Regions from separate parts of the Homo sapiens genome. Here region 2 is linked to region 1. A link is a loop called in an ENCODE intact Hi-C map of the cell type or tissue named here. Cell type or tissue: mammary epithelial cell. All regions are shown on one strand. Links, peaks and the distances in the headings refer to the core of each region. The heading gives the core; the rest is flanking DNA.

Evidence for each region. A loop is a pair of places that touch in the nucleus more often than their neighbours do. Peaks named below come from ENCODE experiments on the same cell type or tissue, not always from the same donor. Only the 100,000 strongest peaks of a DNase experiment are listed, where the experiment ranks them.
Region 2: a loop joins it to region 1, with 2.2 times the contacts of the local background. A loop is called at or near these places in 6 of 110 quality-filtered maps.

Annotation. Positions count from the first base shown.
Region 1 is chr16:3,526,451-3,537,666 of GRCh38, reverse strand. CLUAP1 (clusterin associated protein 1) reads right to left here. Exons shown (of 12, transcript NM_015041.3): 9 at 11,183-11,216; 10 at 6,992-7,099; 11 at 4,826-4,881; 12 at 1-1,545. The coding sequence ends at 1,396. Among named protein-coding and RNA genes, the nearest start is that of CLUAP1, 31 kb to the right of the region's middle. RefSeq lists an enhancer at 6,462-6,962. In mammary epithelial cell, for the core only: a CTCF peak has its summit at 10,253 (motif pointing left); a DNase peak (open chromatin) is centred at 7,096.
Region 2 is chr16:3,572,230-3,589,233 of GRCh38, reverse strand. It overlaps SLX4 (SLX4 structure-specific endonuclease subunit), which reads left to right. Exons shown (of 15, transcript NM_032444.4): 12 at 1-232; 13 at 4,363-4,465; 14 at 5,724-6,137; 15 at 6,541-8,053. The coding sequence ends at 6,892. LOC105371060 (a long non-coding RNA gene) reads right to left here and starts at 11,731. Exons shown (of 2, transcript XR_001752061.3): 1 at 10,181-11,731; 2 at 8,013-9,847. NLRC3 (NLR family CARD domain containing 3) reads left to right here and starts at 11,831. Exons shown (of 20, transcript NM_178844.4): 1 at 11,831-12,085. LOC124903632 (a long non-coding RNA gene) reads right to left here. Exons shown (of 2, transcript XR_007064955.1): 2 at 16,996-17,004. RefSeq lists enhancers at 1,757-1,826, 7,791-8,586, 10,488-10,667, 10,698-10,747 and a silencer at 9,948-10,047. In mammary epithelial cell, for the core only: no CTCF peak of the experiment used is centred there; no DNase peak of the experiment used is centred there.

The DNA.
Region 1 (11,216 bases), core at 3,217-11,216:
GACAGGGTCTCACTCTGTCACCCAGGCTGGAGTGCAGTGGCATGATCACGGCTCATTGCAGCCTCAACTTCCTGGTCTCAAGTGATTCTCCTGCCTCAGCCTCCTGAATAGCTGAGACCACAGGCATGCCCCTCCACACCTGGCTAATTTTTTAATTTTTTGTAGAGATGGAGTCTCACTTAGTTGTCCAGGCTAGTCTAAAACTCCTGGGCTCAAGTGATCCTCCCACCTTGGCCTCCTGAGTAGCTGGACCCAAGGGCGCTTGCCACCACTCCCAGCTAAGTACTTTTCATATTAAAAAAAAAGAAGAAGAAAAAAGAAAAAAACCAACTCCACTTCTAATTTCACAACAGAAAAATTCTTCTAGTGCTATTACTCTACTTAATTCAATCCTGTGTTGTTGTTTTTTTAAATCAGAAACATGAATCTGTACCAACACTTTTTCTTAATTGGCTCCTTCCCCTACAGAAACACTTAGGTAGCGAGCTGCAGGAAACCTGCCTTTGTCCCTGTGTTGTGCACTATGTCTTGCCACACTTTAGACAAAACAAAGCTCCTTTAGAGAAACCCTGGCTGGAGGGAAGAAAAGTGTCCCGGCTGTCATTGCCATGGGAGTCTGGAGTTTCTGAGAGGGCAGCCCAGGTCACCAGAGTTTCCAGATTTAGTACCAACCGTGGAAACATGAAGGTGGCTGTAATCCAAGGTGAACTGGACTGCCAGAGGAATGTCAGCTTCGGACAGAAAATGGAGGATTCCTCATCTGGAGCCTGTCTCTATTGCCTGATTTTCAAAGAAACCAAGTTTTCATTTAACTTTAGCTAACCTTCTTTCAGAAAAGTTTAGTTATTAAAATACATTTAATGCTTGGTATTGTGAACATGCAGACGAAAGAAAATAAGATTACAAAATGAAATAAGAGCTAGAATTAAAAGCCGATGTATAGGAAATGTTCTCAACTGTGCAAGTGATTAACAGCCAGATGTTCCCCTACGATTCCAAACATGAGTCCCCAGTGCCAAGTTCCAGCCCCAACTCTGCTGGAGTCTCAGAGAAAATGTATAGTAACAAAAGCAGCCAAGACTTGTGTGGCGTCAGCTCTTATTTCTTCTTGAGTTTTTGTCCCGTGGATGTGAATCACTAAGAACACATGCATTCCTCAAGTTTTAGAAGATAAATAAGGTGGAAAAAAATAAATCTTAGGGATTTGCTTCAATTCTTATTTAAGCTTCATGGAATGCAAACATAGGAGGCTAAAGCAGAAATAAGTATTGCTTCAGTGATCATGAGTCCAGCCAGCTTAGTAAACAAAACAGGGGTTACCTTCCTAACCTTCTAAGTTCCCATTTACCTACAAGTCTGAGGGTTTTAATCTGCCAGGGTCCCTTGGCAAAAGGGTCAGAAGTCATTGTCACTCTCATCCAGGGGTTCAGATTTCCGGACCCTTCGATTGGGCTTGGTTGGTGAGAGAGAAATGCTCTCGTCTTCCAAATCGTCATCCTCGTCATCATCATCTTCCATGTCAATTTCACTCTCCTCCGAGTCCTCCTATAGGAAAAAAATGGCAGATGCAACGGGGGATCCTGCCTCATTCCTGACATCTTGTCCTAAGACTCTCTGCCTCCCTTTCTATAGCAGCATCCCTGTGTGAAGGAAGAGGCTGGCAGAGTGGCAAGCAGGCTGTGGGAGGGCATACAGATGGGACTGAGGCTATGTACTGCCAGCTGGAATTTATCATCCAACCAGAATCCTCCAAACTGCAGGTGCATCTGGGTGTGGTGCTGCAGGGGCTGGCTTTCCCGCAGCGTCTAAGAAGCACTCTGCATCTGCGCTGAGGGCCACTGGACCTAGAGACTCCCCCTACAGATGGCAAGAAGGACAGGGGCTTGGAGAGAGGGAAGGGAGGCCTGTTTTGGCTTTTTGTAGATTGTGGATGGAAAGCAACATAGACATTGGTATAAGGAGCAAAGTGAATCCCAGCTACTCCGGAGACTGAGGCAGAAGAATCGCTTGAACCTGGGAGGCAGAGGTGCAGTGAGCCGAGATTGCACCACTGCACTCCAAAGCAAGACTCCATCTCAAAAAAAAAAGAAAAAAAAGAAAAAAAGGGAGCAAAGTGAAAGACACACCCTCTCTCTCCTCATCGGATCCAGGGCTCCAGGGTGACCAACTCAGCCCAGCTTTAAAACGGCAGTTCCTGCGTCCCATGTAAACCAGGATGGCTGGTCGTTCTATCTAGATCATTCCTGTCGGTGCACACTCATGCTGTAATTTCCTTCTTGAAAAAAAACCCCAAAGGTAATCCCACCTTCCTCTCCAGCTGCTCTGCCCTGTCTCTCTCCCCTCACACAAAGCTCCTGAGCGAGTCGTTGAACTCACTGTCCACACCTGTGCCCCTCACGACTGCTTCAGTTCCCCCGGGCTCTCACCTACTGACCCCAGCACTGCTCCTGTCAAGAAGGAAACATTCAACGGACTGGGATCGATTCTCAGGCCTCATCCTGCTTGAGCTGTGGAATCACCCCTTCATCCTTAAAACCCATCTTCTCCATCCCCCAGGGCCCCTTCTCTAGTCCAGGTCCCCCTTCCTCACTGCTGACGCCCCTCAGCCTCCTCTGCCTGCCCCTTCCTCCCGGACCTCTGCAGGGCAGATGCAGCTCAGGACCTTGGGTCGCCTCTCTTCTCATTCTACTTGCTCTCCCTAGGCAGTCACATCTATCCTTGTGGCTTAGATACCAACCAAATAAGGGTGGCTCCCAAAATTCAATCTCTAGCCCAGACGTGGCCCTTGAACTCCAGACTTAAATTCCACCTGGCTACTCAACCCTAGCATGTGGCTGTCACATTCAGAATGTCCAAAATCAAACTTTCGATCTGCCTTCCAAGCCCCTTTGTCAAGTCGGCCCCATCTCAGAAAATGAAACTCTGCTTTCTGCTGATTAGACCAAGCCCAGGCACCCTCATTTTTCTCTTTCTCTAACAGCCTATGTCCAATCAATTCACAAAACCTGATGGTTCTTAGAGAGACCCAGGACCTGACCATTTCTCAACACCTCTGCTGCCACACCTTCGGCCAAGCACCGTCACCTCTGACCTCCACGGGTGCAGGCGCCTCCTAACTGGCTTCTCTCAAACAGGGATCATCAGCTCTTGACCCTTCTGGGCTCATGATTCTTCAGGGCCTTCCCCTCACACTCAGAGAAAACAGAGTCTTCATCTCACCCTGCAAAGCTCTGCATGGCCCCTGCTGCCTCTCGCACTCACCCACAATCACACCAGCTGCCTCTGCTCCTCGATGCGAGGAGTGCATTCCACATGCCCAGGTGCCGCCAACCCATGCGCTCGCTCCCTCCACTCAGGCCCTGCTCAAACACCACCACGTCAGGGGCCTTCACTGACCTCGCAGAAGACGCCACCCCCTCCTTGTTCCCTGTCACTCCCTGTCCCCTGAAGCTGTTATTCCTCCTGTTAACACCATGAGCCCTGATCCGACAATCCATCATTATTGCTGGGGTGTGAGCCATGAAGCAGGGGCTTGCCTCTGCCCCTGCTGCGTTCCCCATAATCCACGACAGCACTGGCATGTGGCAGGCACTCAACAGACACGTGTTGGATGCCTGAACACGTAAAGCATGGAACCCTGTGCCTGGAGGGCGGCATGGACACAGCCTCCTTGAAATAAACAAGTGACCACCAGGCATAAAGCTCAGCTGCGACTAATGCATTCGCTCTGAGGAGAGAGAAGGCAAACCCTGGAGAAGAGGCAGGCGGTGCTGCCTCAGCATTGCCAGCACCCACGCCACACTCCCTCTGCTTCTGTCTTGGGTGGGCAAGACGGAGAGACGCTGTATACCATCCACACCCGAGCTTGTTAGGAAAATTATTTTCCAGTTGCTCTCTCTGCTTCTCTACAGACTGTGCCCTGTAAATTCAGGGCACATGGAGGCAGCCTGGGGTCAGTCTCTGTTGAGTCGCCCTTTGCTGTGTGGGCCGAGCAGCACTGCCAGGGACGCAACAAAGAACGTAGGCTTGAGCAATGGGCGGCAGAGCCCTGATGACTGGACCTCACTGAGGACCCCTAGAATCCCCTTTTGCTTAAGTGCTCCAGGGAGTTATCCACTCAGTAAAGCTCAAGGCAGCTTATGTCTCAGCCTCATGCCTGGCACCTCGAGGGCCTGGTCTGGGGACAGTGCTGCTTCACCATTCCGTCCCCAGCACAGAACAGGGAGGGGGGTTGGTCCTGAGCCCGGCCCTCGGCGTCCTCCTTCATTTCTAGGTGGCGGCCCAGGGCCTGAGGATGGCCCGGCCTGAGCTTTCCCCGCCTCCAGGCTCCGTGCCTGCGCCTCCACTTTAGCACAGGGGCCTTCAGTGATCCCGCTGTCACCACAGGATCTCTTTTGAGTGGCCTTTTTGCCCAGGAGAGAGGAAGCATCACTCCTAGGGAGAGGCCCCTGGCTGGCCCCGGGAGGGCTGACAGACACCCACAAACACATGAGGCAGAACAGAAAACCAACCTGCTTCTTGGAGCTGGAAGTCTTGCATTTACCTAAGAGAGCTGGTGCTGCTTCCATCTTTGGAAAGCGAGAATGGAAAGAACAGTGAGAAGGCAAAAAAAGCAGAGCAAGCACATTCACTTGAAAAGAGATGAGCCATCCACGAGCAACGAAGAGTCCAGAGCCTCATGAGGCCAAACCCTGCCACGCATCGAGGCACGGCCGGGCTGACCATAGACGGCTCCCTGGCTGCTGACAGCAACTCAGCCACTCCCATCTATGGGGACAGCCAAACCCAGAGTGCACAGAACCACTGAGGGGAGCGGGGGACTTACATTGTCATCGGAGTCTCCACCTTGCATCGTGCCCACAATGCGTTTGCCAGGTCTTCCTGAGAACAACAAAAGCATGAAGAAGTCATAAAAATCTTGGAAAATAAAGCAGGAAATAGCATTCAAGATTTGTTTTCTGGCCAGGCATGTTGGCTTTTGCGTATAATCCCAGGAATTTGGGAGGCTGAGACAGGAGGCCAGGAGTTTGAGGCCAGCCTGGGCAACATAATGAAACCTCATTTCTACAGAAATTTTTTTAAACATTAGCCAGGTATGGTGGTTCACACCTGTAGTCTCAGCTACTCGGGAGGCTGAGGCAGGAGACTCGCTTGAAACCAGGAAGCAGAGGTTGCAGTGAGCTGAGATCGTGCCACTGCACTCTAGCGTGAACGACAGAATGAGATTCTGTCTCCAAAAAAAAAAAAAAAAAAAAAAAAAAAAGCAACTGTGCTCCAAACATTAACAGGTGGTAGATAAGAAATGTTTTTAAAGGCAAATATAGGAGAATTTTATAGTATTAAAATAAAAATTTATGGAACCTTTGACCTAAGAATTTGACTTTTAATGATGCAACCTAAAGATATGCAGACATGCAGAAAGATGTATATACAAGGAAAAGAGGGGAAATATCAATGCGAGAACGCCCAGTAAATCATGGGTACAGTCCTGCTAGGAATATGACATAGCCATTAAAAAGTAGGGGGCAGGCCAGGAGTGGTGGCTCAGGCCTGTAATCCCAGCACTTTGGGAGGCCGAGGCGGGTGGATCACCTGAGGTTGGGAGTTCGAGACCAGCCTGGCCAACATGGTGAAACCCCGTCTCTACTAAAAATACAAAAATTAGCTGGGTGTGGTGGCACGGGCCTGTAACCCCAGCTACTTGGGATTGCAGGAGAATTGCTCCCTCCGGGAAGCAGAGGTTGCAGTGAGCCAAGATCATGCCATTGCACTCCAACCTGGGGACCAAGAGCGAGACTTTGTCTCAAAAAGAAAAAAAAAAAAAATTAGGGGGCAGATCTATTGCTGACAGAGGAAGAGTTCCAATTGTACTTAATTTTTAAAAACAAAAGCAAGTTGCAGAACCATACATACCGTCTGGTTGCACTCAGGTTAAATTTTTTTCAGGTGATCTTTGTATGTGTATGTGTGTGCGTATGTATATGTACAGAAAGGTAATCTGTAAAGACACACCCACCCTGGCCACTAGCCATGAGCCCTCCCAGGTGGGAGTGGGACATGAGGAAGACCCCAGGAGAGAATTCACATTTGCTCTACAAATTTTGTTGCCTGAGTCTTTTTTTGTTTTAACTCTTTTTTTTTTTTTGAGACGGAGTCTCACTCTGTCGCCCAGGCTGGAGTGCAGTGGCGTGATCTCGGCTCACTGCAAGCTCCGCCTCCTGGGTTCACACCATTCTCCTGTCTCAGCCTCCCGAGTAGCTGGGACTATGGGCGCCCGCCATTGCGCCCAACTAATTTTTTTTTTATTTTTAGTAGAGACGGGGTTTCACCGTGTTAGCCAGGATGGTCTCGATCTCTTGACCTCGTGATCCACCCGCCTTGGCCTCCCAAAGTGCTGGGATTACAGGCGTGAGCCACCGCGCCTGGCTTAACTTAGTTTTAAGAGCCCCTCTATGTTGCCCGGGCCGGAATGCAGTGGATATTCACGGACACAATCATCACATACTACAGCTCCGAGCTCCTAGGCTCAAATGATCCTTCTGCCTCAGCCTCCTGAGTAGCTGGGAATAAGGTGTGCACCACTGCGCTGAGCTTTGTTGCTTGAATCTTTTGTGATGAGTAAAGGAATTAGAAGAACTTTTTTTAAGGCAGAGATGCTCATTTAAGTCCCTTTCTGCATTAATTCTCAGGCTATTAAGTATATCACTGCACTGAGAGTGGCAGAGGCAATGTGTTCTTGTGGCTGTGAGAAATACCAAGCCATAAATATGAACCATCCAGTCTTGGGATCACAGACAAGGAGCAAACATGACCACTGAGCAGTTCAAGAGCCATAAACAACAGGACAGGATAAACCTGAGCAAGAGCTGCTTCTAGGGGCCATTCGCAGCACGCTTGTGGGCCTCAATACTAAGCAGCCTGCCCCAGTCCTGGCCAGGTGTTCTGTGAAACAGGGCGCAGGGAGGAAGTCCAGCGAAAGACGCCGGGGTACCTTGCATGAGCATCTCCATGGCTGTCTGTGGCTTGGGCAGCCGCCTTTCTTCCAACTCACTGTCGGATTCATCGTCCTCCTGGATGTCTATGTCCGAGTCATCGTTACCTAGCAGGAACACAAGCAGGCAAAACAAAGGAGTGGCTTCATGATCACAACGAAACAGCTCTGCCCAGTAAGGTCTGTGTGCAAAAGTCATTTGTTCATTTCTTATTCTATCCAGGAAATTAAGACATTAAATCCTTATCCCATGCAATGCAAATCAAATTATATAATCAATTTTAAAATAAAATTAATACATGTACCTCAGGCTCAATAAGATTTCTTCTTACAACTCAAACCAATACAGACCTGAGAAGTGAGCAGGTAAACTAAAGTCAATTGCTATTATATGATTTCAATGTGTCTCCGAAAAGCCTGTGTTGGAAACTTAAATCCCAATGCAACAGTGTTGGGAGGTGGGGCATACTGGGAGGTGTTTAGGTCATGAGGGCTCCGCCTTGAAGAATGGATTAATGCTGGTTATAAAAGGGCTTGAGGCTGTGAGTTTGATCTCTTGCTCTCTCTCGCCCTCTCTTTGCCCTTCTGCCATGGGATGGTGCGGCAAGATGCAGCTCCTTGATCTTGGGCTTGCTCCTAGAACTGTGGCTCATTAAATTTCAGACAAGTAAGTTTCTGATTATAATGATAATAATATAACCTAATACTAATATATTATATATGTTATATAATTGTCATATATTATTATATATAATAATATATAACTATATAACATATATAATTATAAATATAAATTTATAAATTATAAATTATATTATAAAATATATATTATATAATATATTATATAATATATTATATTATAATATATATATAATAATATAATATATATTATATAATATATAATAATATAATATATATTATATAATATATAATATATAATAATATATATAATATATAATATTATATAATATATAATATATAATATATAATAATATATAATATATAATAATATATAATATATAATAATATATAATATATAATAATATATAATATATAATATTATATAATATATAATATATAATAATATATAATATTATATAATATATAATATATAATAATATATAATATATAATAATATATAACATATAATAATATATAATTATATAATATATATAATATAATATAATTATATAATATATAATATAATATATATTATATATAATAATATATAATATAATATATATTATATATAATAATATATATGACATATATATATAAACTACACACACACACACACACATACAAAACTGGCCCTCTGTATCCATGGATTTCACATCCATGGGTTCAGCCAACCATGGATCTGAATTATTTGGAAAAAAAATCTACAAAGTTCAAAAAAGATCTACAAAGTTCCAAAAAGCAAAACTTGAATTTGCCACATACCAAGTACTATGTTGAATCCATGTGAATGAAGTGATGTATAGGCATTATGTTAGGTATTTTATGTAATCTAGAGATGACTTAAAGTATATGGGAGGATGTGCATAGGTTACATGAAAAGGACTTGAACATCTGTGGATTTTGGTATCCACAGGTGGGTTCTGGCACCAGTTCTTCGCAGATATTGAGGGATGACTGCATGTATCCATATATACAATGCTGTATATATTTTATGTAAAATATATAATTACCCAGTCTCAGGTATTCTGTTACAGCAGCACAAAACAGACTAAGACATTAATGCATGCTGACACTGAAACCACTGAGCTGACAGTGACAATTAAAATTAATGGCTGACAACATGCGAGTATAACTCAATGGGGAAATAATAGTCTTTTCCACAAATGATAATAGGACAACCGAATAGCCACATGCAAAAGAATGAAGTTGGACCCCCTGTCTCACACCATATACAAAAATTAACTCAAAGTGGATCAGAGACCTAAATGTAAGAGCTAAAACTATAGAACTCCTAGAAGAAAACACAAAGGTAAATCTTGGTGAATAAAGCAAGATCAGAATGGCAGGTCTTAGCATCCTGGCCCGGGGACAGCATGGGATGCAAGCAACAAACCAGGGCTCCTAGCTGAGCTGGGCCTCTCGCAAGGGACAAACCCCATGCAGGCTGATCACTGAGGGCTGCTTCACATGCTCCTGGCTGACATGGAACTAAAAAGGGGAGGGCTGCTTTGGCTAGACAGGCCCTTCAAATTTCCTAACCTTGTTCCTGGAGGATTTCCCAGCAGTCCCTATCCTTCCTCCAAAGTTTCCTGAGATTCAGACGAGAGAGTCACAGAACAGGTGCAAAATGAGAGAGATACAAGGGAAATGGCAAAGAAAGAGAAAGAGAGAGAGAGAGAGTGTGTGTGGGAGCATGTGTGTGGGCCTGATGCCTCAAGTATGCTGCCCTCAACATGAGAGTGAATAGAATATTTCACCCTGAAGAAAAGAAAGGGCAACCAGCAAGAGGAGGAGGAACTCCGTGCAACAAGGCCATCAATTCAGCAGGAAGATCCTGGGCTGCTACCGGTCCCTGACAGTGACTTGACACTGAAGTTCAGGGATGTAGGGTACAGCCCCACAGGGTCGGTGGGTTTTCTCCCCATGTGCAGAGATGAGAGACTGTAGAAATAAAGACACAAGACAAAGAGATAAAAGAAAAGACAGCCGGGCTTGGGGGACCACTACCACGAAGACGTGGAGACTGATAGTGGCCCTGAATGCCAGGCTGTGCTGATATTTATTGGATACAAGACAAAGGGGCAGGGTAAGGAGAGTGAGCCATCTTCAGTGATAGGTAAGGTCACATGGGTCACGTATCCACTGGACAGGGGGCCCTTCCCTGCCTGGCAGCTGAGGCAGAGAGACAGAGAGGAGAGAGAGACAGCTTACGCCATTATTTCTGCTTATCAGAGACTTTTAGTACTTCCACTAATTTGCTACTACTATCTAAAAGGCAGAGCCAGGTGTACAGGACAGAACATGAAGGCAGACTAGGAGCATGACCACTGAAGCACAGTATCACCGGGAGATGGTTAGGCCTCCGGATAACTGCGGGCGGGCCTGACTGATGTCAGGCCCTCCACAAGAGGTGGAGGAGTAAAGTCTTCTCTAAACTCCCCCGGGGAAAGGGAGACTCCCTTTCCTGGTCTGCTAAGTAGCAGGTGTTTTTCCTTGACACTGACGCTACCACTAGACCACGGTCCACTTGGCAACGGGCGGCTTCCCAGACGCTGGTGTTCCCACTAGACCAAGGAGCCCTCTGGTGGCCCTGTCTGGGCATAACAGAAGGTTTGCACTCTTGTCTTCTGGTCACTTCTCACCATGTCCCCTCAGCTCCTATATCTGTATGGCCTGTTTTTTCCTAGGTTATGATTGTAGAGCGAGGATTATTATGATATTGGAATAAAGAGTAATTGCTATAAACTAATGATTAATGATATTCATATATAATCATATCTATGATCTATATCTAGTATAACTATTCTTATTTTATATATTTTATTATACTGGAACAGCTCGTGCTCTCGGTCTCTTGCCTCGGCACCTGGGCGGCTTGCCGCCCACACAAGGATAAGGGAAGCTGCCTGGTCACAGAGAGCTCCTTCCCGGAATCTAGGCTTTGCATGGACGTAACCCTGTGTCTCTCCAGCTGAGTGTCTTGCTGAGCCATTCTGGATTATGGGGGGCATCTCAGCAGCATGGGGACCATCACAAAGCGAGCGGCCCCTCTCCCTGCACTGCATCCCAGTGCTTGCTTTCCATCATTCAGCCTGAAAATACAGAACCCTACACACATCTAGGGCCATGTTTTCTTATAGTTACGCATCATATATAATTCAAACTATCATTTAAACAGGGGAAAACACTATCTTAACTGGCACAAGAACGAAATGTGTTTTAAATGCTATATTTAAACCAGACTCTTGAGTGAATACAATGGTACCCAATATAGAAGTTGTGAGAAAACCGCCTTTTGAAAATATTTTTGTACCTATAGTCAACAATAATTTATTATACTTTTCAAAATTGAAGATGTAAAGTGAAGTGTTCTTACTACAGTAAAAAAAAAACTGCTGAAAAAAAGAAGAAAATACATATTAAAAAATATATATATATCTCTCTATATATATTTCAAGGCTGAAAATACTAGTCCAGAGTAAACTGCTCGTCTACGAAGCCCAGCCTTACTTCCACTCTTGAGCAGGCGCTTCTCTTCCTCCTT
Region 2 (17,004 bases), core at 476-8,475, 54 kb before region 1:
TCCCCGGGACTCCTGGACACCACCCCCATCCGAGGAAGCTGCACTACCCAGAGGAAATTGCAAGAGAAGTCCTCGGGCGCGGGCTCCCTGGGGAATAGCAGGCCGAGCTTTCTGAATTCGGCTCTGTGGGACGTTTGGGACGGGGAAGAGCAGAGGCCTCCAGAGACCCCTCCTCCGGCCCAGATGCCAAGCGCTGGTGGAGCTCAGAAGCCCGAAGGGTTAGAGACACCCAGTGAGTAGCCAGGAGAGCTGGGGAAGGGGACTGTCTTTGTTACTATTTTACACTAAGAGGGTGGGAAGATCAGTCATGAGACCCAGGGGCTGCCCTCTGAATGCCTGCTGACCTGAGGCATGACACTTCCGCTGCCTTCCAGACTCCCCTCCACAGTGGAGGAGAGCCGGGCTGGTTCTCATGCTACACTTCTCAGCCAGTAAGTCAGTGTTTCCCAAACTTGCCTGGCTCCAGTGCTCACCTGGGCATGTGTTAAAAATCCACATCTGTGGACCCTTCTCCAGAACACGGAGCCGGCACCTCCAAAGGCCACAACTCATTCAGCAAGTATCGGCATGCCTTAAGATTGGACCAGGGTGGTTCTCCAGAATGTTAACCGTAGATTGACTGCAGGACCCAGCAATTCCACTTTTACCTGTATATCCAAAAGAATTAAAAACAGGGACTCAGACATGCATGTTCATAGAAGCGCTGTTCACAATCGCCAAAAGCTGGAAGCAACCCAAATGCCCGTCAGGAGATGAACAGGGAAACCAAACGTGGTCCATCTAGACCACTAGAAAATGGAATAGTGTTCAGCCACAAAGAGGAGTGAGGCACTGCCACACGCTACCGCGTGGACGACCCAGAAAACATGCTGCCGGGTGAGAGAAGCCAGACATAGAAGGTCATGTACTGTCTGCACTCATGGATATGAAATGTCTAGAATAGGCAAATCCAGAGAAAATGCAGGTTAGTGGTTGGCCTGGGTTGGAGGGAGGGGGAATGGGGAGTGACTGCTTATGGGATACAGGGTGTCCTTTTGGGGTGGTGAAAATGTTTTGCAAATAGATAGAGGTGATGGTTGTACAACATTGTGAATACTTAATGCCACTGAATTATTCCCTTTACGATTTTTTTATGTGAATTTCACCTCAATTAAAAAAAGAATCAGGTGGGACAAGTGTGAGAGGCTGTTAGGCCTGTTCTTCCTGGTCCTCCCAGGTGCAGGGATGCCACCTCCCTGCTCATTTCAGTCCCCGGGGAGAGTCAGAGCCCCAGGTGTCGGCCCCCTCGGTGCTGCTGCTCCCATCCAGGCACCTCCGGGGAGGGCAAGGACAGGCCGGGCTGGGCTGAGCATGACTGGGAGAAAGGCCAGGCTGTGAGTGAGCACCTGCCTGCGGCCTGGGGGCCCATTTCCTCCCAAAATCCAGATGAATGAGGCCACTGATAGTGTCCTCGGCCCTCAGGGGCTTCAGAAACACCTGGAGAGCTTCTTATAGCACGCCCGTGGCCCAGCCTGCCCCAGAGCCTTGCTTCGGGAGGGTGACTAAGAATTTGCATTTCTAACCAGTTCCCAGGCAGTGCTGTGAGAACAGCTGCAGGAGGCTGCACAGCAGATCTGAGGTGGGCTTCAGGACGACGCTGCGGCCACAGGAAGAATCGTGCTTTTCTCAGGAGACAGAGCCTGCCGCTTTCATCGGGGGCTCAAAGGGCTCCATGGTCATAAAAGGCAGAAGAACCAAAGTCTGACTGTTTCCAATGTGTCACCAGGCTGGAGTGCAGTGGGGCTATCTCGGCTCACTGCAACCTCCACCTCTCGGGTTCAAGGGATTCTCCTGCCTCAGCCTCCCGAGTAGCTGGGATTACAGGCACCCAGCACCACGCCCAGCTAATTTTTGTATTTTTAGTAGAGTCGGGTTTCACCATGTTGATCAGGCTGGTCTTGAGCTGCTGACCTCAGGTGATCCGCCCACCTCGGCCTCCCAAAGTGCTGGGATTACAGGCGTGAGCCACCTCGCCCAGCCTATTATTTTTTAAAGTAACAGCTTTATTTAGATATAATTCACATACCATAATATCCACCCTTTTAAAATGGACAGTTCAGTGCTTCTCAGTACATTCACAGTGTTGTACAATTGTCCCCACTCTCTAATTCTAGAACATTTTCATCATCTCAAAAATCCTGTACCCATGAGCAGTCTCTCACCTTCCCCTTCCCCCAGCCCTGGCAACCAAGAACCTTTCTGTCTCTATGGATTTGCCTGTCCTGGACATTTCATATAAACAGAGCCATATATAACTAATATGTGGCCTTTTGTGTCTGTGTCTGGCTTCTTTCAGTTAGCATACAGTTTTCAAGATTCATACATGTTGTAGCATGGATCAGTATTTTATTCCTTTTTATTCTTTTTTTTTTTTTTTGAGACGGAGCCTCTCTCTGTTGCCCAGGCTAGAGTGCAGTGGCACGATCTCGGCTCACTGCAACCTCCACCTCCTGGGTCCAAGCGATTCTCCCGCCTCAGCCTCCCGAGTAGCTGGGATTACAAGCGCCCATCGCCATGCCATGCCCGGCTAATTTTTTTGTATTTTTAGTACAGATGGGGTTTCACCATGTTGGCCAAGCTGGTCTCGAACTCCTAACCTCAAGTGATCCACCCACTTTGGTCTCCCACAGTGCTGGGATTACAAGCCTGAGCCACTGTGCCTGGCCTGTTTTTGAGTCAGGGGTCTTGCTCTGTCACCCAGGCTGAAGTGCAGTGGCGCAATTACAGCTCATTGTAGCCTCGACCTCCCAGGCTCAAGTGATCCTCCCACCTCAACCTCCTGAGTAGCTGGGACTACAGGCAGCTGCCACCATGCCCAGCTAATTTTTTTTTTTTAGTAGAGACTGGGTCTTGCTATGTTGCCCTGGCTTTGGGCATACATTCCTTTGTATGTCTAATACCCCACTGATGGTATGCCACATTTTGCTTATCCATTCATCTACTAGTGGACACACGGGTTGTTTTTAATTTGTGGTTATTAATAATGCCACTTAGGAATATTGATGTGCAAGTTTTCGTGTAGACATGTTTTCCTTCTTCTTGGTTCTGTACTTAGGAGTGGAATTGCTGGGTCATATGGCAACTGTGTTTAGCATTGTGAGGAACTGCGAGACTGTTTTCCAAAGTGACTGCACCATTTTAAATCTCCACCAACACTTGTTATTCTGTTTTTGTTGTTGTTGTTATTGTTTTGAGACAAGGTCTTGCTCTGTCGCCCAGGCTGGAGTGCAGTGGCGTGTTCATGGCTTGCTGCAGCCTCAACCTTCCTGGCTCAGGTGATCCTCCCACCTCAGCCTCCCGAGTAGCTGGAACCAGCCACAAACAGCTGCCCACATTGGTGACTTGGGCCACCACACCCTGCTAACTTTTTTTGTATTTTTTTTTTTTTTTTTTTGTAGAGATAGGGTTCTGCCATTTTGCCCAAACCCTCTGTGTTTTTTGTTATGGCCATCCTAGTGGGCGTGCAGTGGTATCTCACTGTGGTTTTGACTTGCATTTCCCTGATGACTAATGATGTCGGGCACCTTTTCATGTGCTTATTGGCCATTTGTAGATCTTCTCTGGAGAAATGTCTGTTCACATCCTTTGCCCTTTTTTTTTTTTTTTTTTGAGACAGAGTCTTGCTCTGTCGCCCAGGCTGGAGTGCAGTGGTGTGATCTCGGCTCACTGCAAGCTCCGCCTCCCAGGTTCACGCCATTCTCCTGCCTCAGCCTCCCAAGCAGCTGGGACTACAGGCGCCCGCCACCACGCCCAGCTAATTTTTTGTATTTTTAATAGAGACGGGGTTTCACCGTGTTAGCCAGGATGGTCTCGATCTCCTGACCTCGTGATCCGCCCACCTCGGCCTCCCAAAGTGCTGGGATTACAGGCGTGAGCCACCGCGCCCGGCCCCTTTGCCCATTTTTTAACTGGGTTTTTTTAAATTGATGAATTATTTTTAAAAAGCAAAACTGATGTCTAAGCCTGTTTGAAGAGTATCAGTGTGGCCCATTGTCTCAAGTTGTCACTGTGGGTCAGATATTTTTAAGTTTACATGCATAAGTTTTAGTCACGTGCCGGGCTGTTGGGTTCAGTGGCCCCAGGAGCTCTGTTCACCCGGCACCCGTGTTATACAAGGTGTGGTCCTCAGTGCGTGTCACCGATGCTATCATTGGGAAGCCCCTGCTCCAGACAGGGAAGGGGTGACCACTGTTGCTTTCATGGAGCAAAACGATGCTTGGGTTATCTTCAAGTGCATTATTCCTCTTGGTCACGCTACTGGGATCAGATGTGGGAAATCCGTGTCCCTCATGCTAAAACGTGTGCTTCTTTTGTTTTACCCAGAAGGTGCTAATCGGAAGAAGAACTTGCCCCCCAAAGTGCCCATAACGCCGATGCCACAGTATTCCATTATGGAGACGCCGGTGCTGAAGAAGGAACTGGATAGGTTGGCGGTCTTCAAAGCTTGTTGCCCACAGTGGTCTTTTCCCTCCCATAAGTAACTGGGTTTCACACACCTGGGGGCGGAAGGGCCCCCCGTGTGGTCTCTGGGTCTGGTGGATGCAGCTGGCCTGGGCTTGGGAAGAAAGGTCTGCAGTCAGCTCCTTAGGGAGCATGTGTGACTGCTGGGTGCCGGGGTGAGCCTCCCAGTTCTCTCTGCGTACCATTCCCCAGGGAGGCAACACACAGGATTCGTGCATGTCACCCCTGGGCAGCAGGTCCCCATATTCCATGTAGATGGAAATGGCCCCCTAGCCAGAGCAGTCTGAGTGAGGAGGTCTGATTTTTTTTTTGAAAGACAGAGTCTTGCTCTGTCGCCCAGGCTGGAGTGCAGTGGCGCAGTCCCGGCTCACTGCAACCTCCACCTCCCGGGTTCAAGCGATTCTCCTGACTCAGCCTCCCGAGTAGCTGGGACTACAGGCACACGCCACCACACCAGGCTAATTGTTGTATTTTTAGTAGAGACGGGGTTTCACCATGTTGGCCAGGCTGGTCTCGAACTCCTGACCACGTGATCCACCCGCCTCGGCTTCCCAAAATGCTGGGATTACAGGCGTGAGCCACTGTGCCCGGCGGAGGCCTGATTTTTTTTAAAAGAACATTTAACTCTCACATCCACATGACACTGCTCTTCCACTCGGGCACCCGGGGAAGCTGCTGCTGCCACCATCCCTCAGAACTGGGAGCAGCATATCTTTTGTTTATTTTTTATTTTTGGAGACAGGATCTCACTCTGTTGCCCAGGCTGGAGTAGAGTGATGTGATCTTGGCTCACTGTAGCCTCAGCCTCCCGGGCTTAAGCGATCCTACCTCATCCTCCCTAGTAGCTGGGACTACAGGTGACACCACCACGCCTGGCTAATTTTTGTATTTTTTGTAGAGGCGGGGTCTTGCTATGTTGCCCAGGCTGGCCTTGAACTCCTGAGCTCAAACTGTCCTCCTGCCTCAGCCTCCCAAAGTGCTGGGATTGTAGGCGTGAGCCATTGTGCCTGGCTGGCAATGTTTCTTTTGGAATATTCAGAGTAAGCTTAGTTGGCGCCTAGAATAGACACTAACCTCTGATGCTCACAGAAGTCAGGCATCTATGGTTTGTCACACAAGCCATTCGCTGAATGCATTGGGTATCACTCTTTGCTAAGATAGGGAACGTGGAGTGTGGACCAGCTGTGTGGGTGGGTCCTGAGATCCACCTGTTCCTCCGTCAGGTTTGGAGTCCGCCCTCTGCCTAAACGCCAGATGGTTCTGAAGCTGAAGGAGATATTCCAGTACACTCACCAGACCCTGGACTCAGACTCCGAGGACGAGAGCCAGTCCTCACAGCCGCTGTTGCAGGCGCCTCACTGCCAGACCCTCGCCTCCCAGACCTACAAGCCTTCAAGGGCAGGGGTCCATGCCCAGCAGGAGGCCACCACAGGACCTGGGGCCCATAGGCCCAAGGGACCTGCTAAGACCAAGGGCCCCCGACATCAAAGGAAGCATCATGAAAGCATCACACCCCCAAGCAGGTCGCCCACCAAGGAGGCACCTCCAGGCCTCAATGATGACGCCCAGATCCCAGCCTCTCAAGAATCCGTGGCCACCTCTGTGGATGGCAGTGACAGCTCCTTGAGCTCACAGAGGTAACCGGATGGATGCGATGGGGTCAGTGGCCTCATGTATCCTCTGGCCCGTGGGCGTGAGGGTTGGCACGAGTGAGACCTAATGGCCAATCTTCAAAAACCCCCGTCACCTTCTGGGTTTGACCTGTGGGAAAACCAGGTGGGTTTAGGGGGCTGGTTCCCTGACCCCAGCCCTGCGCAGGCCTCCTGGTTCCTGCCCCACATGCTAGACATTTCTGGCTGGGGCAGGATCCCGCTGGCGTAGCCTGCAGGGATCTCTCAGGCCCGTCCTGCCTTGCTGGGGATCGTGCCACAGGCCAGGCTCCATGGGACCCGTAGACACCTTCCTTCCTTTAAAGAGGCTCATGGTCTCAGGGGCTGGAGAGAAAGGGGTTGCACAACGTCCTGGTCTGGCTCTTTTCAGTTCTTCCTCCTGTGAGTTTGGAGCGGCATTTGAGTCTGCAGGTGAAGAGGAGGGCGAGGGGGAGGTCAGTGCCTCGCAGGCAGCCGTGCAGGCGGCGGACACAGACGAGGCGCTGAGGTGCTACATCCGCTCCAAGCCGGCCCTGTACCAGAAGGTGCTGCTGTACCAGCCCTTTGAGCTGCGGGAGCTGCAGGCAGAGCTGAGGCAGAACGGCCTCCGTGTGTCCTCGCGCAGGCTGTTGGACTTCCTGGACACCCACTGTATCACCTTCACCACTGCCGCCACCCGCAGGGAGAAGCTCCAGGGCAGGAGGCGGCAGCCTCGGGGCAAGAAGAAGGTGGAGCGGAACTGATGGGGCCATCCCGACCCCACCCCAACCTGCCATCAGCAGCCCCCACCCCCGCCATTTGCAGGGAGGACCTGGGACACCCAGCGTGGGTCAGGCCTCCACAGGCATTTCTGGGCCTGGGGACCACATCAGCTCTGCGCTGTGATGATGACCACAGCCCAATCCAGGGCTTCCTCCTCTGGGCTCTGCTTTCTAGGGTGGCATTTGGAGCATGTCACCCACTGGATTTACAGACTCCAGCCCCTTCCTCTGTCCGTGCTCACAGTGTGTCTCCCTTTTTGGTTTTCTTTTTTTTTTTCTTTTTGAGACAGTCGTGCTGTGTCACCTAGGCTGGAGTGCAGTGGCACAATCTCGGCTCACTGCAACCTCCGCCTCCCGGGTTCAAGCAATTCTCCTGCCTCAGCCTCCCAGATAGCTGGGACTACAGGCACACGCTGCCACGCCCAGCTGATTTTTTATATTTTAGTAGAAACGGGGTTTCACCATGTTGCTCAGGCTGGTCACAAACTCCAGAGCTCAGGCAATCCGCCTGCTGCGGCCTCCCAAAGTGCTGGGATCACAGGCGCCAGCCACTGCGCCCGGCCCAGTGTGTCTCCCTTAACCCAAGAGGGCCCTCAGCTGTCCCAGGGGGCAGTGGGCCATCACCAGCTGGCCAGGGCATGGCCTATTCTGCCACATTTGCCACCCTCTGAGCCCACCAGTCCTGGGCACAGCTGCCCTACATGTCTGTCCTGAGATGGACGTCAGGTCCAGCCTGCCCCGGCAGCCCGGGCCCGTCCTCCTCAGCACTCAGGCCAACCCCAGCCACCGCCAGCCTGAGACCAGGTGTCCTGAGGCTCCCTGCACTGCCACAGCCCAGATGCAGTTCTCCTGACCCAGCCGTGCTACCCGGACACTTGTCATTGTTACCAGCAGTCTCCAAACTGGACAGTGCACAAGGGCCCAGAACAACTCTGATGCCACCACAAAACAAACATGTTCACTAGCGGATTCCATTCTTTGGGTTAAAGCTGCCTCCAGCCTCAGGAGCAGTGTGGAGGAAGATGAGGGCCAGGAAAGAAGGAAACCTTGGTTTCTCCATCCTTGTGAATGTCCTCGTCTGTTTCAAATACAGTGCAGTCAGTTTTATATGATGTGCAATAAACCAAAAAGGCTTTATTAAAATCTGGCTGCCACACTCCAGGGAGACCACGAGCGAAACGGGGGACCTGGAGGCACCGTGGCCCCTCAGCCCGTGCCCCACGCCTGCAGAAGTCCCCACCTTGCACCTGCCCTTTACTTTGGAGTAACCTGGGCCTGCTGTCTCCTCATTTCAGTTCCCAGACCAGAGATGCAGATGTTCATCCATTAATCCACACACCCGTATCCAACAGAGCCCTGGCTGGGTGCCAAGCTCCAGCCCCCGCACCTCAAAGTGGGGCCCAAGCACCCCCAGCTGCTGCCTCAGCCGGGAGTTGCTACAAAAGCAGATTCAGGCCCCACCCCACAACTCACCAAGACAGCACATGCCTTTACCATTGCGTCCGGTCCAGTGGAGGAGACAGACGCTGGCCTATCCCAGCCTGGTGGGGAGTCGGGCTCCAGTGGCTTGAAGGGCCGTGTCAGGGACAGCCTCCCAGAAGAGGGGTTTGTGAGCTGCATCTTAGGGCTCAGCAGCATTTAGGGGGTGAAATGTGATTTCTGGCGCACATACTATGTCCTGGCACGTGAACCAGCGGAGAGGCCCAGGCCTCCCAGCTTACGGTGCCCGGGGCGAACAATTTGAGAGGCTGAGATCAGCTGTGATCAATCTGAGGCTGGCCTCTGGCCTGTTTCGGAAGGCATCACGCACTGCTTCCTTGATGGGCTGATCCCCCTCCCTGGTGTTAGGGAAGCGAGAGGGAGTGGTGCAGGTGGGGGACTCGGGGCCCCTGTCCGGCCTCGCAGGGTTTGTGGTTTGGGGAAGTATGTGTTATGTGCCATGACTTGAAAGTTCAGAACTTCAAGGCTGGTAAAGATGGGTTGGGGGAGGGGTTCCAAGTAGTTAACAAGCTGGGTTAGGAGCCTTGAGTGCAGTGTGAGCCCAAGGCCAGGGGAGGCATGGCCTGGGGACTGGATTCGAGCCTTGTGGTGACCTTGGATTCAGTTGGGGCTGCTGGACGCTCCCTGGGCTGACAGCGCTGGGCAGAGGCTTGGTTTATGCACTGCCACCCAGCCAGGGGACTGGATGCTGGCCCTGAACCTGTACAAAGCAGCATTTCCTTGTCCTGAAACAAGCTGTGAAGCAGCTGATTCCTCCAGAGGGAAAGGGTTGAAGGAGTCACTGCAGGAACCCACAGAGGCGTGGTGGCATCCAGGAGTAGACCTGGCCCCTGCTACAGGGATGACGCTGACCCGGGCAACATAAAACTAGGTCCAGTTGACAGATGGAAAATGCCTTCTCACAGCGCCTGCAGCAAGACTGGCAGGCAATGGGGCCTCTTCATGGACAAGGCGAGAGAGAGTTACCTTCCAGGAGTGACTGAGAAGGAAGCTGGCATGCCGGGTGCGGTGGCTCCCACATGTAATCCCAGTGCTTTGGGAGGCCAAGGCAGGAGGATCACTTGAGCCCAGGAGTTTGAGACCAGCCTGGGCAACATAGTAAGGCCAAGTCTCTATTTTGAAAACAATATTAAAAACATTTCTAAAGGGGGAGAATAAAAGACTGGCAGCAGAACTTTCACTGGTAACAACTAAATCAGAAAACGGGTCTGTCTATGCCTCACTGTAATATGAACAGGCCTCCAGGCCTGTCCCACTTTTGGTGGCCCCAACCTGGCATGGCTTGGGCACAGCCCCTCAAGGCAGTCACAGGGGAGCCACACCCCAGCCTGGGCCCAGGCAAGGGCACTTACAAAGAAAGAGCCTGCAGGCAGGGGCCTTGCGCTGTTGCTGAGTTAGGAAGGGCTGAGGTCGCTTCCTGTCTGGCTGACCCCAGCTCTGGGTGGACAGAAAGCCCCAGAGTGAGAACAGTTAGGGAGCCCCCAGCCCAGCACCCCCACCTCCACCAGGAGCCAGGAGGACGGCCCACCTGGTTCTCAGCAGAGCGGGCAGAGTGGGGAATGGGACCAGCCCTGTGTGGACTGATGGACATTCCTGCGAGGGGGAGGAACGGGCGGGGCGGGGCGGGGCGGGGCTGGGCTGGGCTGGGTTGGGCTGCTCCCCAAGATCCCGTGGATGAGGCTGTGTCCTCTCAGGCTCCGCATCCATCCCCCTGAGCCACAAAGGGAGGCAGTGTGAGCCTCTGGCCCCTTTTATGTGACGGATACCCACCGGGCCCTGTGGTTTCCAACATCCTGTGGGCGGCCTGGTTTCAGGCGCCTTTGTTGCTCCCCACAGCCGAGGCTGCAGCTGCTGGGTCTGCACTCTGCCTGCCTGGAGCCTCGGGCAGCCTTCTCGAGGGTCCATCGTGTCCTCCCAGCACCCAGCAGGTTCCTGGGTGCTCAGAAAGCATTGTTGGGAGGGAGGGAGAGGAAGGAGGGACAAAAGAAGGTAGGCAGGCAGGGGAATGTGCAGGAGCACTTCTGGTCTGCTGCCTCAGTTCCCTCCCCCCCATCACCCACACAGGCTCTGGGGAACCAGCTAACCCTCCTACCTCCCCTGAGCCACAAGCTGCTCTATGAGTCCAGACCCACTACTCTCCTGCTCTACAACCATTGCTGGCTCCCACTTGCTTGCTGAGGAAAATTCAGACCCCAGGACCCCTGTCCCTTGGCTCCCACCTTGTCACCTCCTTCCCTCAGTGGCCCCATGTTGCTTGCTCCCTGTCCCCAGCGGATGTCCCATACTTTATTGTAATTTTTCTCATGTGGCTTGCTCTGGGCCATGTCCTTCCCCCTCACGCCCTTCCCTGTCAGGGCAGGCCACCCACTGAGGTCCACTTCCAGGGGCCGAGTGCGATCTCCTGCCGCGGACGGCAACATTCTGCTGTTTCCTCTTAGGGTACAGGTGACCTGCCTCTGGGGAGCCCTTTGCTCACAGGAAGATGTTATGGGGCACAGCTGAGTCAGAGGTGCCTACTGGGTGACAGAGAGAAAAGAAAGCAAGAGGTGTTAAAAGAGGGAGCACAGTGGCTCACACCTGTTATCTCCGTGTTTTGGGAGGCCAAGGCAGGAGGATCACTTGAGCCCCAGGAGGTAGAGGCTACAGTGAGCCGAGATCACACCACTGCACTCCAGTCTGGGTGACAGAGCAAGATCCTGTCTCAAAAAATAAATAGGCTGGGCGCAGTGGCTCACGCCTGTAATCCCACCCCTTTGGGAAGCCAAGGTGGGTGGATCACCTGAGGTCAGGCGTTCAAGACCAGCCTGGCCAACATGGCAAAGCCCCTCCTCTGCTAAAAATACAAAAATTAGCGGGGCATGGTGGCGCATGCCCGTAATCCCAGCTACTCAGGAGGCTGAGGCAGGAGAATCTCTTGAACCTGGGAGGGGGAGGTTGCAGTGAGCCGAGATCGTGCCATTGCACTCCAGCCTGGGCAACAGAGCGAGACTCTGTCTCAAATAAATAAATTAAATAAATAAATAAGGAGAGCCACAGGGGTGGCCTGGAGGTGGCAGGGCACAGTCCAGTCCTGCTGGGGTCACCCTCTAGTTGCGTGACCTCAGGCTGCTCACTTGATTTCCTGACCACCCGCCTGAAAACAAGCATTTGTTGATGGCGGGGCAGCTTCCTTTGTGGCGGGATGGAGGTGATGTGTCAACAGCCTTGGCACCAGCCACTTTATCCTGAGCATGCCACCTGCAGGGACACTTAATCCCAGAGTCAAGACCCCCAGCATCGCCCCCGCACTTAACTTGCACGGGGGCGGTGACCAAGCCAGGGTGCCCCGGCTCCTCGATGTGTCTGCGAGGCTGTTGGCTGTTGAAATCAGACAGGAAGGAAGAATGAGGTGGAGCCCAGCACAGGAAGAGGTGAGGACCCGGAGCCACAGGGACAGCCGGTGGGCTCGGTGGGGCTGCAGAAGGTCGGGGCTGCACTGCTCTCGGCCCCCACACGGTTGGTTGGTTGGCGTGGTAAGTGCCCTGATCCCTGGTCCTGAGAACTCAGGCTGGCACAGGGATTCCCAGGGCATCTACCACCACGCAGCTGGAGCAGGGCTGAGCCCAGGAGCATGGAGATGGACGCCCCCAGGCCCCCCAGTCTTGCTGTCCCTGGAGCAGCATCGAGGCCCGGGAGGTAAGTTGGGTCCAGGTGACCTCAGTGCAGGGCAGGGGAGGGAGAAGGGATGCTGGCAGGAAGGACAGTGGCCTTAAGGCCTGAGCTACTCTGGGGAGGGGGACTGGGGAGACTCCACGAGACTCCAAGAAGCTGTCTCCTGGGGCAGGACTGGCTCATGCTGTAGAAAAAAGAGATGTGGCCAGGCACGGTGGCTCACGCCTGTAATCCCAACACTTTGGGAGGCCAAGGTGGGCGGATCACTTGAGGTCAGGACTTTGAGACTAGCCTGGCCAACATGGTGAAACCCCATCTCTACTAAAAATAAAAAATAAATTAGCCAGGCATGTTGGCAGACGCCTGTAATCCCACCCAGCTAGTCGGGAGGCTGAGGCAGGAGAACCGCTTGAACCCGGGAGGCGTAGGTTGCAGTGAGCCGAGATCGAGCCACTGCACTCAATCCTGGGTGACAAAGCGAGACTGTCTCCAAAACAAAACAAAACAAAACAAAAAAGAAAAGAAAAAACAGGTAACTAAGAATGGCCCAGGACAGGTCCCAGGGACAAAACCCAGCTCCCCCAGGTACCAGTGATGGCCCAGGAGAAGCAGGAAGCATCTTGAAGGTGCTGCGGGCAGGCAGTGGTGATGCTGAGCCACGGCCTGGGGAATCGGCAGACCTGGGCACCCTTCCTGGCACTGGGACCCCCCATGGGAGGCTACTTCTCTGGGCCTCAGCACCCCACCTGTAGATGGAGGTGACAGCACAGGAGGGGCGAGGTCATGAGGGGCAGGGAGGGTGCAGGCGCCGCCCCCAGGCGAGTGGGCAGCCCCAGGGCCTCTCCTGCCCACAGCCTTGGGTGAGACAAGGGTCGAGAGAGACGGCAACCGCAGAGGCCTTCTCGGAAGAAGTGCCACTGCCCTGGGCCAGCCTGGGTGTTGGCTGCAGGGTCTTCCCCTATGGCCAGGCTCCAGAGGCCCTGGTGTTTTTCTGGACCCCTCCCTGGAGGTGACCCTGAGCCTGGGGCTCACTGTTGGCCATCACAGGCTGCAGGCTGCACCCCTCTTCTTCTGTCCCAGGGTGCTGGGCTCCCCAGGGCTGGGCCTCTCCACCCCTTGGACTCCAGGGGTCCATGCAGTGAGCAGGGTAGGGCCCTGAGGTGCAGGTGCCACTTCCTTCTTCCTTCGGGAAGGCTTTTGAGCTCAAGTGATGATGCTGGGGCCACCTCGAGAGAACCGAGTCCTGAATTCCAAGGCCCTGGGAGGGGGCAGGGGCAGGATGTGGGAAGAGAGGAGCATCCAAGCAGCCGTGGTGGGAGATACTGGCAGCCCAGGTAGGCAGCCAGCACTGGGAAGTCCCACCCGGGCGCCAAGTGGCAGGGAAGGACCCAGCAGGTCCCGGCAAGGACTGAGGCACAGATCAGGTGGGCGGGTGATGGGCAGAGGCGGCTAGTCCGTCGGGACTGAGGCTTCTCAGGAATGAGGCAGCAGGCCACTTGCTGAGCCTGAGGAACTGGGCTTGAGCCCACACCACACCAGGAAGGCCTCAGGTTCACCTTCGCTCACAGACAAAGCTCTAGGGGTGAAACCTGGTGCTACCTGGGAGGCTCCCGGGGAGGAGGCAGCAGTGGCACCTACTCGTCCCTCTGGCCTCGCCCTGCTCGCAGCAGCTCAAACCAGCTGTGGAGCGACCTCTGGCCTTCAGATCCCCCAAAGCAACCCGAGTCCCACCTGTCCTCAGTCTCTCTGTCTTTCAGCTGCGCTCACAGGGGCCGCCTGACCATCCATAGTGGCGTCTGCGGCCTCGCGACCTCACTCGGCTGAGAGGTCTGTGGAAGGCTCCAGCCTGCCAGGGGGATGTTAGGGCTGCGTGCAGGGCCTGGCAGCGGTGGCAGCCAGGTAACCAGCCCCCATCAGCCTTTGGGGCTGGTCCTGGGAGGTGCTGGCAATGGCAGGGGGGTTGGTTCACCTGCACCCCCTCCTCTGTCCTTCTTAGGGACAGTGTCCAGGATGAAAGCCACGTTTCGTCTGAATGGGGCCTGAGCAGGGATGCCAGATCAGATACAGGACACTTGGTCAAATGTGAATTTCAAATAATCCATTTCTTTGGTATGTCTCCAGTATGACATAAGCTATGCTTATACTAAAAATTATATGTCGTTTATCTGAAATTTAATTATCTGTGGATATCTCATATTTTATCATTATTTTTTGAGACAGTCTCGCTCTGTCACCCAGGCTGGAGTGCAGTGGCGTGATCTTGGCTCACTGCAGCCTCCACCTCCTGAGTTCAGGCGATTCTCCTGCCTCAGCCTCCAGAGTAGCTGGGACTACAGACATCCACCACCACGCCCAGCTAATGTTTGTATTTTTCGTAGAGATGGGGTTTCGCCATGTTGGTCAGGCTGGTCTTGAACTCCTGACCTCAAGGTGATCTGCCCACCTCAGCCTCCCAAAGTGCTAGGATTACAGGCATGAGCCACTGTGCCCAGGTTTGTCTTGTATTTTAATTTGCTGAATCTGGCAACCCTGGACCCAAGGTCATGGGGCCACAAAGATGGGTGTCTGATCAGGAGGGAGTGCTGACTCCCAATACTGAGAGACTAATGAGGCCACAGAGGCAGGGGTGCTTGCCAGCCCCCTACACCCCGTCCCCGCCTTCCCAGGCGCTTGTGAGTCCTGCCTCGCCCCAACCCCTCACTCCTGCCAGCACTGTCCCTCCCTCATTCCTCTCCCAGCCCCGCTCGGGTCCCGTGGTTCTCAACTCTGGTTAGAACCACCGGAGGAGCTTAAACTAGATCCACGTGGGGGCCCTTGCCAGACCAATCAAATCTCTGGGTGGTCAGGCCGAGCGTTGGTTATTTAAAAGCCGTGCTCCACAAGGCCGGGCGCAGTGGTTCACACCTGTAATCCCAGCACTTTTGGAGGTCAGGAGTTCAAGACCAGCCTGGCCAACATGGTGAAACCCTGTCTCTACAAAAATACAAATGGTATTGATGGTGGGTGCCTATAATCCCAGTTACTGAGGACCCTGAGGCGGGAGAATCACTTGAACCCAGGAGGCAGAGGTTGCAGTGAGACGAGATAGTGCCACGACACTCCAGCCTAGGCAACAGAGTGAGACTCTATCTCAAAAAAAAAAAAAAAAAAAAAAAAAAAAAAAAAGATAAAATGGTTACAATGGGCCAAGCATGGTGGTCCTCACCTGTACCTGTAATCCCAGCTACTTGGGAGGCTGAGGTGGGAGAATCACTTGAGCCCAGGAGGTCGAGGCTGCAGTGAGCCAAGATCGTACCACTGCACTCCAGCCTGGGCAACAAAGCAGGACCCTGTCTTTATTTTTTAGCGACAAAGCAAGACCCTGCCTCTATTTTTTAAGGAAAATTATTTTTAAAATGGTTAAAATGGTAAATTTTGTGTTATGTGTATTTTACCAAAATTTTAAATCAATCAATCAATAAGACCCCAAATGATGCCCTACCAGAGCTGAGACTTCTTCCACGCAGTCCTCTCATCCTCCTGGCCACTCCCGCCCCCAGCAGCAGGGCTGGTCACCTGGTGGGTGCACATGGACATCCAACAACAGGAGGCTGTGTCCACCTGGGCCACACCCTAATGTCACACAGTGAAGGACAGAGGACCCCGTATCCTGGCCTCTGGCATATCAGGCAGACAGTAGCACTGCTTCATTTGGGCTGACATACCTTTGAATGTTTAGATAATTGCTAGCTTTTGTGTGTGTGTGTGAGACAGGGTCTTGCTCTATCACTCAGGCTGGAGTGGAGTAGTGAGATCTCAGCTAACTGCAGCCTTGACGGCGGGAGTTAAGCGATCCTCCCACCTCAGCTTCCTTGAGTAGCTGGGATTACAGGCATGCGCCACCGTGCTCAGCTAATTTTTTTTTTTTTGTACTTTTTATAGAGACAGGGTTTTGCCCATGTTGCTCAGGCTGGTCTCAAACTCCCGGGCTCAAGCAATCCACCCACCTTGGCCTCCTAAAGTGCTGGGATTACAGGGGTGAGCCATGGTGCCCAGCCTCCATCCCTCCTTTTGATGTTTTTTAATTTCTCTCAGTAATGTTTTATAGTTTTCAGTATAGAGGTCTTGCAAATTTTGCTAGATTTATTCCTAGATATTTGATTTTTTTTTTTTTTTTTTTTTGAGATAGAGTCTTGCTCTATCGCCCAGGCTAGAGTGCAGTGGCACCATCTCGGCTCACTGCAACCTCCACCTCCTGGGTTCAAGCAATTCCCTGCCTCAGCCTCCTGAGTAGCTGGGATTACGGTCACCCACCACCATGCCCAGCTAATTTTTGTATTTTTAGTAGAGACGGGGTTTCACCATGTTGGCCAGACTGGTCTCGAACCCCTGACCTCAGATGATCTGCCTGCCTTGGCCTCCCAAAGTGCTAGGATTACAGGTGTGAGTCACCGCGCCTGGCCCACATATTTCTTTAGGATAAATTCCCAGAAGTGGAATTTCTAGGACAAAAGATATTTAATGACAACAGATAATGGTTATTATAATCCAGAATTGTTATACTAATTTATACTTCCACCCACTATGAATTAAGATTCCCACTACAGGCCTGGCACAGTGGCTCATGCCAATAATTCCAGCACTTTGGGAGGCCAAGGTGGGAAGATTGCTTGACCCCAGAAGTTGGAGACCAGCCTAGGCAACATGGCAAGACCCTGTCTCTACAAAAAATACAAAAATTAGCTGGATGTGGTAGCATGCGCCTGTAGTCCCAGCTACTTTGGAGGATCACTTGAGCCCAGGGAAGTTGAGGCTGCAGTGAACCCTGATCATGCCACTGCACTCCAGCCTGGGTGACACAGTGAGATCCTGTCTCAAAAAAAAAAAAAATTTCCCACTACCTCCATGTTCTCACCAATGCAGTCTGTTATGTTATAATATTCACCAATGAGACGTATGAAAAA